Linked DNA regions of Mus musculus: region 2 is linked to region 1. Evidence: chromatin contacts called from ENCODE Hi-C or POLR2A ChIA-PET data. All regions are on one chromosome and are shown on one strand. Each heading gives the region's core, a stretch centred on a gene start or an enhancer-like site at or near the end of the contact. The rest is flanking DNA. Distances are from core to core; before and after follow the strand shown.

What was found. Hi-C counts contacts between places; a loop is a spot of excess contacts on that map. ChIA-PET counts read pairs that join two places held with the same protein, here RNA polymerase II (POLR2A).
Region 2: POLR2A ChIA-PET joins it to region 1 with 18 read pairs in Patski. The contact joins the enhancer-like site here to the promoter of Cyp2u1 in region 1. A Hi-C loop is called at or near these places in 1 of 37 maps with a recorded cell type or tissue (T-helper 1 cell). POLR2A ChIA-PET finds 5 or more read pairs at or near these places in 1 of 5 experiments (Patski).

What each region holds. Positions count from the first base shown.
Region 1 is chr3:131,301,617-131,305,005 of GRCm38, forward strand. Cyp2u1 (cytochrome P450, family 2, subfamily u, polypeptide 1) reads right to left here and starts at 1,611. Exons shown (of 5, transcript NM_027816.3): 1 at 1,064-1,611. The coding sequence starts at 1,511.
Region 2 is chr3:131,362,909-131,366,297 of GRCm38, forward strand. The region is part of intron 1 of Sgms2 (sphingomyelin synthase 2); the gene reads right to left. Among named protein-coding and RNA genes, the nearest start is that of Cyp2u1, 61 kb to the left of the region's middle. Within about 2 kb of position 1,808, at least 1 of the 3 ENCODE cell types and tissues checked has a DNase peak (open chromatin) inside an H3K27ac peak, as active enhancers do.

The DNA of each region.
Region 1 (3,389 bases), core at 361-2,860:
TTTCCTGGTCTTCCTTCACCAGTGGCCAGATTAGTTGTGTATCCTTACTCTAAATTTCATTCAGAGTGAACGTTTACAGATCCCTGTCTTAAATCAGAAGCATCTTACACAGTGGCTGTCATACACCCTTCATCTTGAACCCAACTCTAGCCAAGAGGCCACTAAGGTGCACGCAATTCAGCGCATCCAACTTCTGTTTTCTGCAGAGGCTGGAGTGGCCTTAGGAACAAGAACTAACTACCCTTGATATAGCAGTCAAGCTCTCCGTGCTCCAGCCCAGTGCTCACACCTGCCCTCCCCATTACAGGTGCCTCCAATTCCAGAGCTTTCTGAGGCCTTACATGGGGAGTTTCCAAGGCAAAATTAGAAATGGGGTGAGGGAGGGGATATCAAAGTATGAAGTCAGGGGGCCACTCTCCTGAACCGAAGCATATATATGCCACCCACAATGGATTCAGTCTTGTACTTCAGTGTCTGAAGACAGAACACAGGATTGACAGGTGGCTGGAGAATAGGAGATCGAGACCCTGTGTCTGCCGAGGGAGATATACACGGGCTCTGGGAACAGACTGGCTATCTTGAAATATTCTCTCAAAAAAATTAGTCACTTTCTCTTAAATTTAACCTCAGGCAAGTTCTTTAGTCACCCGCGGGGAGCAGCCACATTCTTTGCCAAAATATTAGAGGCTATGAACACATCCGGTTCACCAGTCTCCTAGCTTGGATTCTGGCCATTCCTAAGGGGGAAAAAAATATCTTCTTATACTTTTGCAACTGAATGATACTCGGTGAAATGAATCCCCCTCCCCCTTTTCCTAACACAGCCAATGTTTAGAAACGTTGAGATCAGACCTATGCGTGAGAAGGCCTCACTTGGGACAAAGGAAGGCTTCCGGGGTGGGTGGTCCTTATTTTACAGTTTGGTGCCCACACCTCCCTCACTTTCCAGTGTGTCTCCCACTTTAATCGCACACTAGAAAGCCACGCCTCCGTCCTCTATCCCCTATGCTGGTCATGACGCAGGTCCTGCCGCCTGGGGATCCTGAGCCCGCGGCGCGCTCACCCTTCTCCTTGGTCATGATGGAGATGAGCGGCATCCGCGGGCGGTCACTGAACACTTCAGCCTGCTGCACTAGCGCCTCGCGCACGCTGTGGAAGTCGCTGAGGACCACCACCAGACGGTGGCCGATGAAGAAGCTGAAGATGTTGCCATAGACACGGGCCATCCTGGCCAGGTACACATGCTGGCCCACCGTGTCCGTCTGGCTGCCCGAGCCCAGCCAGAACTGCGGTCGTAGAAAGCGCGGCACCAGCAAGTGCCCGAAGTTACCCACGAGTGGCCGAGGCTTGGGCCCCGGAGGGATGCCGCAGGCGCGTTGCCGCCGCAGCCAAACCCAGCCTAGCAGCACCGCCAGCAGGCAAAGTAGCAGCGCGCCTCCTGTCGCCCGCACGTGCAGTCTAGCTCCCGGCTGCTCCCCTGCCGCGGGACGCTGGTCCCCGAGCGAGGACATGTCCCAGGTACCGCCTGCATCTAGCTCCGCTGCAGACGCGCCGGCACCGCGACAGTAGCCGGCTACATGACTCAAGGTCAACCGCGAGGCAGGGCAAGGCACGCCCTTCCGATTGGCTGCGCCGCGTGCCCCTCTCGGGATCCTCCAGTCAGCTGCTCCTGCATAAGGTGGGGGCGGGACGTCCTACGGGACGGCTGGTGGTGACGAGTGGTCTCTCGCAGCACAGCTGAGCTGTCCTGAGTGGGGTTTTGTTTGTTTGTTTGTTTGTTTGTTTGTTTGTTTTGCCAGTTTAGTGCACTAGCAGCAGCAGGCTCCTCCAGGGGGTGTGAGCTTTCTGTGGGTTTCTGCATATGGCCTGACTATATCAAAACACTCAGAGAACCCGGGCTGGGTGACTGCTTTATTAATTAGCCTTAGACAAGACCTGAAATGCTGAGCTAGTATCCAACAATGTGATGTGTGGATATTCCAACATCTGGGGATGGCTCCAGAGTGCTTTACCTTCCTGTCATTTACAGGCCAGATGTTGTGGTTTCTCTCGGTTAGACTCTCCCTAGAATTGTCGATGCCCCCCCCCCTTTTTTTTCTATTTTAATTTTTCTATTCTTATTTCTATTTTCTACTTTTATTTGAATCTTGATAGCCTAGAACTCCTTATGTAGACCAGTTTGGCTACCAATTCAGAGATCCACCTACATCTGCCTCCAGAATTCACATATTAAAGACATATACTACCATGCTGGGGGAGGGGGTCAAATTCTAGCCCATGCTTGTGGTAGGGAAGTGCTTCACCTGTGATCCACGTTTGGTTCCTGTGTTAGATCACTCCCTCCCAACAAACACACGCACACACCACACAGAATTTGAACACTATGGTGCGTTATAAATATGACCAAAGCTTGAAGGGTGGTGACTTCTTTTCCTATTATGTGGGTTTTTAAAAAATATCTACTGTTCTCTACTGCTTTTGCCGTAGTTAGTAAAGTACACAAATACATTCTTCCTTCTCCCCTCCACAAACTACAAAAGCCCCTGTCACATTTCCAGTAATTAACCCTTATCAGATTCCTTTTCTTGTGTGACTTTAAACAAGATTTCCGAGTATAAGACATTAAGATGTTCATTATTATCTTGTTACTGTCTTGCAACTGGCCGCTCCTGTAACTCACAGTCCAGCCTTAATTGGAAGCCCCCTGTTTACGCTTCCACTGTTGGGTGCGATCACAGGAGTACTGTACTCTCCCCAGAGCACACATACACTTTCCAGCTGCTTGTTGGCAGATGCAGTCTCCAATACGGCATTTCCTTCTCTTTATGCCATTCTCTAACCCACTACTATCGGGTGAGCTCAATTCACAAATTATCTTAAGCTGTTTAGTCCCCCTTTTTCATGGCACAGCAGGAATCTATCCGACCCATTTGTCTTATCTTCTGCCTCTTCCCTGCCACCAAACACCCAGACTGCTGCCGCGTGCCCCCTCTTTGAAATATTCTCTGCAAAAAAATTAGTCACTTTCTCTTAAATTTAACCTCAGGCAAGTTCTTTAGTCACCCTCGGGGAGCAGTCACATTCTTTGCCAAAATATTAGAGGCTATGAACACATCCGGTTCACCAGTCTCCTAGCTTGGATTCTGGCCATTCCTAAGGGGGAAAAAAATATCTTCTTATACTTTTGCAACTGAATGATACTCGGTGAAATGAATCCCCCTCCCCTTTTTCCTAACACAGTTGGAATTAAGAGAGCCCTTCCAATCCTTGTACAACTTTGTCCAAATAAAACTGGACTCTCTAACCATTGAAATTCTGCCTTCAGCTGAGATTTAGATCTTTCAAAGGGGCTCCTCCTTTCACCTCTCCTAGAACCATCACAGGGCATA
Region 2 (3,389 bases), core at 558-3,057, 61 kb after region 1:
TAGTAAATTTTCCATCTTATATTTGATTTTTTTTTTAATGGATAGCACATCACTCCAGTTTTAACCTAGTTGTCATATTCATGTAAACACACACACACACTGCAGAAGTTAATGTATGTATTATATATGTAATATATATATTATATACAAAATACATACATATACGCAGCATAATTTATGAGCAAACTAACATCCATCTATGTATGTATGTATGTATATAAAATCTAGAATCTGCATGAAGAAAATGTGTGATAATTTGCCTGATTTTTAATAATTTGTCTTTCCATCCATTTGCCTGTAATCCTAGCACTTGGCAAGCAGAGGTAGGAACAGGAGGGGTTCAAGGCCAGCCCTAGCTAGATGAGACCCTGCTTCAAAACAAAATAGAAAGAAAAAAAAAAATGTCTCCATAGCTACTGAACAAGAAAGTGTGCTTCTGTGTTTACAGCCAAACGAGATGTCTGGCTAACTCAACTCATGATGTCTGGCTTGGGGGCAGCTCCCAGAAGCAGGGTCCTCAATGGGCTTTGGGTCCTACCACTTCCTTAAGAAAGTGGTAGGACCCAAAGCTCACCAGCCCCACCCAGACGCAACAGACCCTGATGCGGGTTCAGCGGGAAGAAAGGCTCACCCACCACTCCTCATTCTGCCTTCATGTGTCATGGCTCCCACAGGTCTTAGACACAGAACATCTTCTGGTCCATCTGAACTCCTGGCCCCAGGTGAGTCACACTGTACCCACAGGATCCCTTAACATCTGACCTCCCCTCTGCCATCATGCACCTGTTCACAGTCCCACAAAGCGTCCCGGCTCGCTACTTACTCGGGCTTCTCTTTCCTACTAGTTCCGAGCTGAGAGGGTAGACTCCATGTTTTACAACGATGCAGTCGCTGGCCTCTAGCCAAGCACTCTACTGAGGACCTACGGCGGCCGCTGAAAGTACTGCCCATACACATGCAGACTGGAATCATCCTACATTTTGTTAAGACCCCGAAGAACCTGGAGTCGGTCACGTCTGCTTATTTGCATATCCGTCAGATAGAAGCTCCCAGAATTTCATGTGGCTACTTTGTATAATTACATGTCCCATTATAAATTCTACAAAAAAAATTTGTGATGTAGCCTGTGGTATGAAAAAGAAGTAAAAAAACGAAAGCTGCTTTCTTCTTATGTTAGGAGTCACGAGACAAATTCTCACGGTGTAGTGCTAATGTGGCTTTTCAACATCCGATTTGCAAAGTATGGAATTCTGGAGAGCCTCAGAAATGAAGTGGTTTAGTTACAATTTCTGTAATCAGGATTCTCATATCTTCCTATATGGTCCCACTTATCTGTGCCTTCCTTCCGTGCCTTTCTACCTAATTTAGCTGGGCCTCCCTGGAGGCCAGATGTCCCTTCCCCAGCGTACACAGAATAACAGCTGCTTGGCCGCTCTAGCACTTCCTGATTATTGGTGTCAACACCCACAGCCACTTCACCTGGCAGGTGCTATCTGTCCACATCTGAGGAGTGACAAGCTAACCTCAGATATCTATCACAGCGATAGAAGCTATCTGGATCCAGAGCCTATCTCTCCGCCACTAAGTTACGGTGTGACCTTCTGGGACCTTGGGCTATTTTAGTGATTAGGAGTGTGCGCTTTTCCCTCTCTAAAGGCAATGGATTTCATCTCCCGTGGGTCATTCTGTGAAGGAGGTGATTCACTGTACAGCTTTTCCCCACTCCGCTCTTCCTTCTCACGGTCAGGTCAGCACATCTGTGTTTGTCCTAAGCTTACATCCCTCAGGCACTGACAAGTGGCAGGCTAAGGTACCTGATACCCTGAGTGACTGTTCGCCCAGGTCCCCAGTGACTTAAAAGAAGGGCATTTCCTGGAAATGTGGGGGCTGGACATTTCATTGTAGTGAAGTATTCAGGGTGCGAGTCACGGCCGTTGCCTAGTAACCGGAAGGTTTGTGTTTGGCAGTGGAAAAGGCAGCTCAGCCCAGGTACAGCTGATTATTTACCCAGTGTGACCTTCTCCCCGGCTGCACACTGATTCTTGGATTAATGCTTAACCCAGACCCTTTCCCCCAACTTTCCTCACTGGTAGTGGGGGCTCCTTCGGCATTCCCTTTAGGTCGAGAGAATTCAAAGGGGGTATGGCATACGTACGCACGTAAGTACGTACGTACGGAGAATACACCCATTCCTCAGAGCAGAAGGAAAGGCGAGACTGGAACAGGAGACAGGATTCCTGCTCTTCCCGGGAGAGCGAGCGGAATTCTACAGAGTGAGGAAGTCCCCTTTTGGTCACGAATTTACCAGTGAATTTCTCTCTCATAACTCAGTAAACACAGCACACTCCCAAACGGTAGTGACTAATTAATCCTGACCTCATAGGCAAAAAAGCTTTTCCTTTTTGTTTTTGTTTTTTTTTTTTGTAAGAAGACTGAGTCACTTGGTGGAATCCGTCCCAGACCAGAAACAAGATTTCACTTTTTCCCCCTTATATCAAGAATTGTGGGATACAATGGTGAGCAGCTTTGGAACTAAGAGACTTCTCGCCCTCAAATACCATTTGGGTGGCACAGCTGGCTAAAGCCATTTTGTTAATTTTGTCTTGGGATTCGGGATGGAGGATGTAGTTGGGTTCCTGTAGAAGCTAGGGATGCTAGCAGGGAACACTGCACAGTGCTCACCTGGTCCACAAAACCCTGGATGAACAGGGATCTTCAGCCCCCACCCCCACCCCAAACGCTCCGAGCCTGAGTCCCATAAGGCTCCAACAGTGTTTGACTTTTCTTGTAGTTAAAAAAATACTCTTTGAACGTGGATACCATGACATATGATCATATCCATTCTTCCTCCTTTTTTGTTAGATTCTCCATTTCCTGGTTATTTAATATTCAAAAATTGCTATTTTTTTAACCTGAAAACATAGATACATGAATGGGCTTGGATGTTTTTGTTTGTTTTTCTATTTTTAAGTTTCTGTTTTGAGTATTCTGGGTTTTGTTTCATTTGAATGTCCTCAATTTCGGTGAATCTATTTAGACACATACAACAGAGTAAGATGTAAGCTTTGTGTCTGTGGAAAAGCCCTAGATCCTAAATTTATTTAGCATTTTTGGATGGAAGGATACAAAAGCAATTTAAAACCTTTTTCTTCTTGCCCCATAATTTTCATTCTAATACTGGGTTTTCAGTATTCCTTATATCCACAGGTCCTAATAATCACTCTAAGGGTAATATGGACTTGACTTATTTTTAACAGCTATACAAGTATAGACTTAAGTAGCAATTTTTAATTAAAATGTTAATTTCATAAATTCCCCCACCAACACCTCCTATGGCCCCCTCTCAAATTCATGGCCTCTTTTTAATTATTATTGTTACACACACACAC